Linked DNA regions of Homo sapiens: region 1 is linked to region 2. A link is a contact called in ENCODE Hi-C or POLR2A ChIA-PET data. All regions are on one chromosome and are shown on one strand. The core of a region is the stretch at or near the end of the contact, and the rest is flanking DNA. Distances in the headings are between cores, read along the strand shown. Region 1 has its middle 24 kb from the start of FAM20B. Region 2 has its middle 61 kb from the start of ANGPTL1.

What was found. Hi-C counts contacts between places; a loop is a spot of excess contacts on that map. ChIA-PET counts read pairs that join two places held with the same protein, here RNA polymerase II (POLR2A). Pooled maps may share reads with other maps.
Region 1: a loop to region 2 is called in a map of ascending aorta, with 2.1 times the contacts of the local background. The contact joins two enhancer-like sites. A Hi-C loop is called at or near these places in 6 of 168 maps with a recorded cell type or tissue (HepG2, aorta, ascending aorta and 3 more), 1 of 37 single-sample maps with no recorded cell type and 8 of 50 pooled maps. POLR2A ChIA-PET finds 5 or more read pairs at or near these places in 3 of 52 experiments (BJ, OCI-LY7 and activated T-cell).

The regions. Positions count from the first base shown.
Region 1 is chr1:178,999,137-179,004,133 of GRCh38, reverse strand. No RefSeq gene overlaps it. Among named protein-coding and RNA genes, the nearest start is that of FAM20B, 24 kb to the left of the region's middle. RefSeq lists a silencer at 1,099-1,198. Within about 2 kb of position 1,278, at least 5 of the 41 ENCODE cell types and tissues checked have a DNase peak (open chromatin) inside an H3K27ac peak, as active enhancers do.
Region 2 is chr1:178,929,450-178,934,070 of GRCh38, reverse strand. No RefSeq gene overlaps it. Among named protein-coding and RNA genes, the nearest start is that of ANGPTL1, 61 kb to the right of the region's middle. Within about 2 kb of position 2,053, at least 20 of the 41 ENCODE cell types and tissues checked have a DNase peak (open chromatin) inside an H3K27ac peak, as active enhancers do.

The DNA.
Region 1 (4,997 bases), core at 29-2,528, 71 kb before region 2:
GAATTGGAATCTGTATTTTATCAAAATCCCCTGGTGATTTGTTTACAAATCAAGGTCCTCCACATCTGAGAGGCTGGCTGTTTAGGGAACTGCCTATAATCTCAGCATTTTGGGAGGCCAAGGCATGGAACCAAGGCTGAAGTTCCATGTCACAGGAGGGAAGAATGGCGAGTGATGTGGCGAGAGCAAGGGGTGAGGTTAGGGAGGTCTGTGAAGCCAAGACACACATACCATTTTTATCCTGAGACCAGAGAAGAGTTGCTCAGTTTTGAGCAGTGGGATGCAATTTGCCTTGAGGCGATGGCTCTGCTACAGCGGGGAGAGTGGATTGAGCTGGGGGAGAAGGAAACAAGTTAGGTTTTAGTTCCTTTAGAAGCTGCAGGTTGCACTTTGGAGCCCAGCGGCCATGGTGTATTTTTATCATGTTCAAACCCCAGCTTGGCTTTTCACACACTGAGTGGCTGTGACTTAAGACACAGCTATTTAACTTTTCTGAGCCTCTCCTTCCTCATTTGTCCTAGGCATGGCACCTTCTTTTTATGAGACCTCAATCACAGCGTCAACAAAAAAACGAATGTCCAGAATGGAATCTGATTTTGATGTGTTAGGAATTCAGATGGAATCAGAAATGCTACAACTGGCTGGCTCTATACCGACTCCTAGCCCAGATGGCAGAACTCAGGCCCCTTTCCTTCTACACAGCTGTGTGGTCAGAGAAAGAGCCCAGAACTGGGGCTTAGGAATCCAGCTTCTAGAAAATTCAGCTCAGTGCTCCACCTAACCTGAAATCTCCGCAGAAAAGCAGCTCCACTCTCCAGCCCTCCATGCACATTCCATACCTGCCTGCCTGCCTGCCCCTGCTTAGGCTGTCTCCTGCACCTGAAGTGCACGTGTGCATGCGCGTGTTTACTCCACATTATGTTTGGGACACTGTGCTCAGTGCTTTGGGTGAGTGAGAAACACTCTCTTCTTACCCCATCAAAATCCATCCTACCCTTTGAGCTCATTTCCTACACGCCTTACCCATCTGAACTCAAATGGCCTGTGAAGTCATACCCCAGAGTTGAGAGCACCTGGTGGGGACATTTCGCCAGGGGAGAACGAGTCAGCAGGCCCTGATAGGGCCAGGTCCTCTCCCCAGGGTCTTGTGAAGTGAGCAGGGACAGAGCAAGGTCGGTCAGGGAGGGCCTGCAGGGGTCGTTTGGCCAAAGGACCGTGCCGGGGCCTTTCCTCTCTCCCCGTGCTGCACCTCCAAACATGACCACACGGGGTCAGTGTCCTTTCATGCTTGAGTTGGTGACCCCAGGGCTCTCTCTGCAGGGTCTTTCTGCCGAGTTGTAGCTAATTGTACAAAAACTTCCCCGAGGCTGGGAGCAAAGTAATCTTTTACGCCAGAATGACCCAAGGTCAGGGTGAAGAAGAAGAGCAGCAGATTGTTTTCACAGTCATGTTGTTTCACTGAGAGGGGCCCCTGGAGCCCTGCATGGATGCCCTACACAGGCCGGCTCAGAGCTCTCTGGCTCATTAGTAAGCACTCATTCGGGCAGACGGCTGGGGAGGCGGGAAGGCCAGCCACAACAGGGAAGACGTCTGAATTCCGCACACTTAAATCCCTCTGGAACATTCAGGGGTCCCAATCCACAGCAGACTATTCCTGCTGGTCCTGTTTTTTGTTTTTGTTTTTGTTTTTGTTTTGGAGATGGGGTATTGCTCTGTCACCCAGGCTGGAGTGCAGTGGGATGATCACAGCTCACTGCAGCCTCGGCTTCCCAGGCTCAAGCAGGCCTCAGCCTCCCGAGTAGCTGGGACTGTAGGCATGCGCCACCATGCCTGGGTTTTTAAAAATTATTTTTTGAGATAGGGTCTTGCTCTGTCGCCCAGGCTGAAGTGCAGTGGCACCTTCTTGGCTCACTGCAAACTCCGCCTCCCAGGTTCAAGCGATTCTCTTGCCTCAGCCTCTCGGGTATCTGGGATTACAGGCATGTGCCACCACGTCCTGCTAATTTTTGTATTTTTAGTAGATATGGGGCTTCACCATGGTGGCCAGACTGGTCACAAACTCCTGACCTCAAGTGATCCTCCCACCTCGGCCTCCCAAAGTGCTGGGATCACAGGAGTGAGCCACCGCGCCTGGCCCCATGCCTGGCTTTTAAAAAGTTTTTCTAGAGGCGAGGTTTCCCTATGTTGCCCAGGCTGGTCTTGAACTCCTGGGCTCAAGCAATTCTCCTGCCTTGGCCTCCCAAAATGCTGAGATTATAGGCATAAGCCACTGTGTCTGGCCACCAGTCCTGTTTTTAAAGTCTACAGCAGACTCAGCCTCAAGTACTGCTGCTGGTGGTTGAGACCTCAGCCCAGGCCACAAGGGCCAGGGGCTCACCCTTCACAGGAGGGTGGTGGGTACTGACACAATGGCCAACCACCCTGCCAGGCAGGACTTTGCTGGGGGAAAAGTCCCCAGAGGTCTAATCCAGCAAATGCATGTCTCACTGGCTCACCCACCCTCCTGCTCCCCAGAGAAGCAAAGAGTTCCTCAGCCTTATGTTGTTGATGGCTCTCAGGGCCTGAGATGAGGGCTGGGATGCGGACTTTGGAGAATGGGCTAGGGACCCTAGAGGCTGCTGAGGGCCAAGAATGGCTGTTGGTATAAATCCCTGGGCCCCACACCACAGTCCAGGCACAGATCAAGTTTTGTGAAGTCTGAAGCTTATATAATTTGGAGATCTCTTCAAGAAAAATAACACAAAATAAAAAAATACAAAGTTGAATATAAAAGTAAATATTTAGAATGAGAAAATAGATGACATCAAGTTATAAATTTTTAAAGGCTGACAAATACCACAAACATCACAAAATCCAGAAAATTCACGTTTTTATTAACTGATACACTTCTATAATATTTTTCCATGTGCTTCTGTCTGCCTACTCTTTGATGACCGCTTCAAATGCCAACAATTTTGTAGTGCCATTTTCTATAGAAATAATAGAAAGATAATTTAGTGTTTTTTCCAGCATAGTTGATCAAAAATTTCTGTAATATTGCTATAGGTTTATGGTTAACTCAAGAATTTCATACATTCTATTTTTTCAATCCCAACAAATAAATAAATGTACAGTGCGTTTATAATTGTATTCGCAGCAGTATTAAGAATAGTCACGACAGGTCAGGCATGGTGGCTCACACCTGTAATCCCAGCACTTTGGGAGGCCGAGGCGGGTGGATCACCTGAGGTCAGGAGTTCAAGACCAGCCTGACCAACATGGAAAAACCCCGTCTCTACTAAAAATACAAAAAATTATCCAGGCGTGGTAGTGCATGCCTGTAATCCCAGCTACTCAGGAGGCTGAGGCAGGAGAATCGCTTGAACCCAGGAGGCAGAGGTTGCATTGAGCTGAGATTGCACCGTTGCACTCCAGCCTGGGCAACAACAGCGAAACTCCATCTCAGAAAAAAAAAAAAAGGAAGAAAGAAAGAAAGAAAAAAAGGCCGGGCACGGTGGCTCACGCCTGTAATCCCAGCATTTTGGGAGGCCAAGGAGGGCAGATCACGAGGTCAAGAGATCAAGACCATCCTGGCCAACATGGTGAAACTCCGTCTCTACTAAAAATACAAAAATTAGCTGGGCATGGTGGCGGGCGCTTGTAGTCCTAGCTACTCAGGAGGCTGAGGCAGTATAACTGCTTGAACTCAAGAGGCAGAGGTTGCAGTGAGCCGAGATTGCATCACTGCACTCCAGCCTGGCAGCAGAGGGAGACTCCATCTCAAAAAAGAAAAAAAAAAATAGTCACAGCAAGGGGGAATATCCTGGAAGAAGAAAATGTTGACTAGACATCAGTGAAAAGCGAACCCTGCCTTTTACATTTACCATAGCTGAAAGAATTTTCTACAAACTAGCTTCTGACTCCATATGTTTTCAACATTCTTTCTGTTCCACTTCCCACCTACTTCCGGTGCCAGGTATTGAAAGTCACATTTATATTTGGATAGGACCTTTGGTATTAAGTCAATACAGTAGACAATGGAGATGCCCCTAGAAGCCATTCCTTGACTGAGGGAGGGGCTGCTAGAAACTATACTTGAAAGTGACTGCAAATCACATAAGTGAACATACTCTCAACTCAATTTCTCCTTAGATAGAGATTAAAAATGCCCACAGCCACTCCAAATACCACCCAACAAGAAAGGAAGTGTGACTGAGGGATGTCAGGGAGGGAAAAGACTGTAGTCTTAATTCTTAATTTTTTTTTTTTTTTTTTTGAGACGAGTCTTGCTCTGTCATCCAGGCTTGAGTACAGTGGCTTGATCTCAGCTCATTGCAACCTCTGCCTTCCATGTTCAAGCAATTCTCCTGCCTCAGCCTCCCAAGTAGCTGGGATTACAGGTGCCCACCACCACCCCCAGCTAATTTTTGTAGTTTTAGTAGAGACAGCGTTTCACCATGTTGGCCAGGCTGGTCTCGAACTCCTGACCTCAGGTGATCCGCCCGCCTCGGCCTCCCAAAGTGCTGGGATTACTTACAGGTGTGAGCCACCATGCCCAGCCTGTAGTCTTAATTTTTTATTTTTATTTTTTTAGAGACGGAAGGCTCACTAGGTTGTCCAGGCTGATCTTGAACTCGTGGCCTCAGGTGATCCCCCAGCCTTAGCCTTCTGAGTAGGTGGCACTACAGGCAAGTGCTACCACACATGGCTGTAGTCTTGATTGTTGTTAATATATCTCACTTTTCCAAATTTTGCAAATTTTAAACCAATTTCTAGGGGCCTCACCCAGGAACTTGGAAGGGTCCTTGCAAGCGAGGGGTGCTGAGGCTGAAGCTTCATTAGTTTCATGCTAAATCCGCCCCCGCCTGGGACCCATCACTCTTCCCTCCCTTTTTCCCTTCCCCCTTCCTGCAGAAATTGCCTGCTTTCTTTGATCTCTGCTTCCCAACTCTTGTTGCTTCTGGTGGAGGAATTTCTTCCCTTTCCAGACAGAAGGCAGAACAGGTCTCAGTCCGAAG
Region 2 (4,621 bases), core at 804-3,303:
GAGGGTAAGTGTGGTGGACAGGAAGAGTTGAGTGATGTGGGCAATTGAACATGGAGGGATAGGGGGCCAGAGTCCCACTCTTCTCCAAGAAGGGTGCCGGGTCATCAGGGAGGGCCAATGCATCCACTGGCAGATCAGTTAATCAGCATTACTAGTCCCAGAGCCTAGCAGAGGGCAGGGCTCCTGGGCACAGGAGACAGAGGAGCCTTCATCCTTCAAAATGCCTCTCAATTGTTTCCTACCTGTGCTCCCACTTTGGGACAGACCCTTGCTCTCTCTCTCCTGGAGAACAGCTGTTTCCTGCCTGGTCTCCCAGCTTCCATTCTCCAATTCCTCCTTCTGGCACTTAAAATCCTGAGCAATTTGGCTCCAACCTACTTTTCCAACTTTATGTGTTGCCACTTCTCAGTGTGAGCTCTTCCCAGCCTCAACTGTATATTTCCAGCTCTTGCTTGCAATTCTTCTCCCCTGGTCCTAAATCCTACCCACCCATGGACTCTCCTCTTCCACGTGGCCTTCCCTGGCCTCTCAGGGCCACAGTGTTTCTCCTGAATACGAAGAACTTTCTTAGTCTAGCATGGGCATCCAGCACATTTATGCAATTCAGGATTGCTTGTGTTAACCACTCTGTTTTGTGTCTGTAGTGAGGCTGTAAAACTCCAGGGACCACATGCAGCACAGTGCAAGGCCTACTGGGAGGCTCTGTCCCGGGAACAGACATTGGAAAAAAAAAAAGGTTATATTTACATGTTGACAGCACATGGATTTCTTCAGCTGAAAACTGTCATTAGCAAGGAAAATTAAAGTAGGAAGCTTGTTCTTTCTTTGAGTTTCATAATAAATCACAAAGTCATTTGCGGAGCTTTTGTGCTGCAGGTTCTGGGCACCAAAACTGCAAGTTACAGCTCTGAAAGCCAGTGTCCACCAGGGCCGAGAATCAGACCAGAGTTTGAATCCTGGCTCCACCTCCTTACTGGGTGACTGTAGGCAAGTTCTTCAACCTCTCCAAATTTTCTGGTTGTAATTCAAGAAGAAGTATCTCTACTATACAGGGTTGTTAAGAAAGAATAAATTAGATAACAATGTATAAAATAAGCTTAGAACCACAACATCAGAACCAATGACTATATGATGAATCAAACTGACTTACTTTCACAAAATGCGTTGGGAACTTAGAATGGTATCGGTAGGAAAGTAGTGAGGACCTGAGGTGGGGTGAACAGGAAAACAGCTGCTCAGTTGCCTTTGCTTAGGATGAGTTTGTGCTCCGGGCGCAGGGATTAGGTGATGAGGAGGTAGTTGCCACTGGACAGGGAAATGTGTTGCTTCTTCCCAGCGACCTCAGGGGACACTCTCCTCACTGACTGTGAGATCCCCTTGGTCAGGGACTGCCTCCCCTTCCCCAGAACCTAGCACAGAGCAGGAGTTCAGCACATACTGGTTTTCATTGAACATTCCCAAGTACTTACTTTCCAAGAATAAAAGAAGCAGTTCTTTCTAGACTTACTTGCTAAGCAAAAAATGGATAATTAAGATGTTGCAAGAAAGTCGCTGGCAAAAGTCCAAGGAGCTGCTTTTCTTAAACCCTGCACGGAGGTGCAGGGGGTGACATATTTTGACAGCTATGACATAGCTCAGGGCAGATGGAAGAACAACAAGTACAAAAGAGAACTTGATTTTGGCTTTGGCCAAAGAGAACTTTTGACTTTGTTTGGCAACTGTTTACTGGATACCATAGTAGCATGCCTTGCCCTAGTGTGGTGTGAGAGCTGCCCCTCAGCCAGTGATGGAGAATGAAAATACTTGAGAGTAAAAGCCTAATTATTTAAAAATACATCAAAACAAAAGCAAAGAGGGAAACAATCTGGCTTCAACGTTTATGAGAGTCCAGAGTCTCTGAAGAAGCTGGTCCTGTTAAGGAATGGAAGACAGGGCCCCAAGGGAGCTGAGGGCGTGGCTGCTTCCCCAGGGCCTGCTGTGGGGGCCAAACTGACCCTGAGAGGCAGTGTGTCAGCTTCACAGCTGACTTGAGAACCAGCGGGGCCCTGGGTCTGGTTTACCACAATAAAGGAACAAAATGTTCCCTTTCTAGCAGAGCCGCTGCTGGTGGGGTTCGGGACAGAGGCGGGTCAGGGCCCTCCGAGATGTAAGGACACTGCTTTGCTTTGCCAGTGAACTCTGGTTTGGTTTGGGGGTATTTCATCTTTAAGGACTGTGAAGGTCCCATTTGTTCCCTGCTTTAATAAAAAATAACACAAGAAATAGGTGTTTCTCTCCCTTATTTTGAGACCACTAATCAATACCATCTGATCATAGTTTTAAAAATTAATAAATTGGGCTACACAAGCAGAAATCTATTTTTTAAGCTATATTATTTCTTACCAGCACATGTAAAATTCTTAAAGGTGGCTGATGTTTTTCCCCCTTTCTTCTTCCTCTTTTTCCCTCCTTCTTTCCTCCCTCCCTCTCCTCTCTTTTTTCTCCTTTCTCTCCTTTTTTCTTCTTCCCTATCTTTCTCCCATTTTTCTTTTTTCTTTCTTAAAAGTCCAGAAGTAAGGCTCTTGTAGGGTTAGTTCAGTAGCACAAGAAAATCATTATGGGGCTAGGTTCTTTCCATCTTTCCCTTCTGTTCTCTGAGGACCAGCTTTGCTCAAGGGCCAGCCTTTATCTTGGTCATAAGATGGGATGCCCAGTTCTAGGCATCACATGACAACACCTGAGTTGGTAAAGAAACATCAGTCAAAAGACTATAGGGGCCGGGTGCGGTGGCCCATGCCTGTCATCCCAGCACTTCGGGAGGCTGAGGCGGGTGGATCATCTGAGCTCAGGAGTTCGAGACCAGCCTGACCAACATGGTGAAACCTCGTCTCTACTAAAAATACAAAAATTAGCCAGGTGTGGTGCTGCATGCCTGTAATCTCAGCTACTCAGGATGCTGAGGCAGAAGAATCACTTGAACCCGGGAGGTGGAGGTTGCAGTGAGCTGCGATCGTGCCATTGCACTCCAGCCTGGTCAACAAGAGTGAAAAAAAAAAAAAAAAAGAAGGCTATAGTGAGTGGTGGGGACTGTAGTGAACTGGAGAGGAAATGGCCCTATTTAACACATTCAAATACAAAACCATTTTTTCTTTTTGTAGTTTCAAAATATTTTGTTATTGTTAGGGAGGGGGAAAGGGAATTATGGATGTTTTCAAATAATCCTTTTGCGAGTAACTACACTGTTGCAAGCAGTCAAAACACTGTTAATGTTCCAATTTTGCAGAAGTCAGCATGGAACTTCAGGGGAGGTTAGGTGATCTGCCCCAGATGGAACTGTTACAGGAAAGGGGTCCTGATCCAGACCCCAAGAGAGGGCCCTTGGATCTTGTGCAATAAAGAATGCAGGGCCAGTCCACAGAGTAAAGTGAAAGCAAGTTTACTAAGAAAGTAGAGGAATAAAGAATGGCTACTCCATAGACAGAGCAGCCCCGAGGGCTGCTGGTTGCCCATTTTTATGGTTATTTCTTGATGATATGCTAAACAAGGGGTGGATTATTCGTTATTCATGCCTCCCCTTTTTAGACCATATAGAGTAACTTCCTAACATTGCCATGGCATTTGTAAGCTCCCATGGCGCTGGTGGGAGTGTAGCAGTGCGGATGACCAAAGGTCACTCTCATGGCCATCTTGCTTTTGGTGGGTCTTGGCTGGCTTCTTTACTACAACCTGTTTTACAAGCAAGGTCTTTATGGCCTGTATCTTGTGCCGACTCCCTATCTCATCCTGTGATTTAGAATGCCTTAACCATCTGGGAATGCAGATGACCAGTAGGTCTCATTTTACCCAGCCCCTACTCAAGATGGAGTTGCTCTGGTTCAAACACCTCTGACAGAATGGGAGTAAAGGCATTGTCAGCCCCAGGCTCTCTCTGCTGCTTCATGGCTGCTCAGAAAACTTGCTGCTGCCCAGGTGTGAGCTCTACCTCCTTTGCAAGATCCTGAGCTTCCTAAGGGTTGGGTGGTGTCTTCTTTTGTGCCCTCCCATCCCCCAACTCATATAATCATGATATCGAAGGGACCCCATTCACATTCACGCAGAGCTCAGGATGGATCCTCTGATGCTTCCCTTTCTAATCCAATTTTTAATTTATGTGTTTTAATAAGTCCTCCAGGGATTCTGTTGCCCTCTAAAGTTTGAGGACCACTGTTCAAAAGTCTCTGTAATGCTTATAGACCAACAATCTAAATATTGGTTCTCAACCTGAGCTAGATATTCAGGTCACCTGGGGGAGCTTTCAAAAATTGTTAATGCCTGGATCCTAGCCTGGCCTCCCACCCACAGATTCTGATAGAATTGGTCTGGTGTGCAGCCTGAGAACTGGGACTTTTAAAAACTCGCTAGGTGATTCTAAATTGCAGCCAAACTTAAGAACCACTGATCTAAATAAAATATGAAGGGAGACAACTGCACTGTAAACAAATGAAAGATTAAGTGGAAATCCAAAAGTGAGATGCACACTGACAAAAAATGAAAAAAAAAAGGCTAACATGAAAGATTAAACTCTAACAATAGAAGTATAAGGGAAGAGAGATTATTTGGTTTAGGCACTACTGGAGGTATTTCTCTTCCATATTTAAAGGAG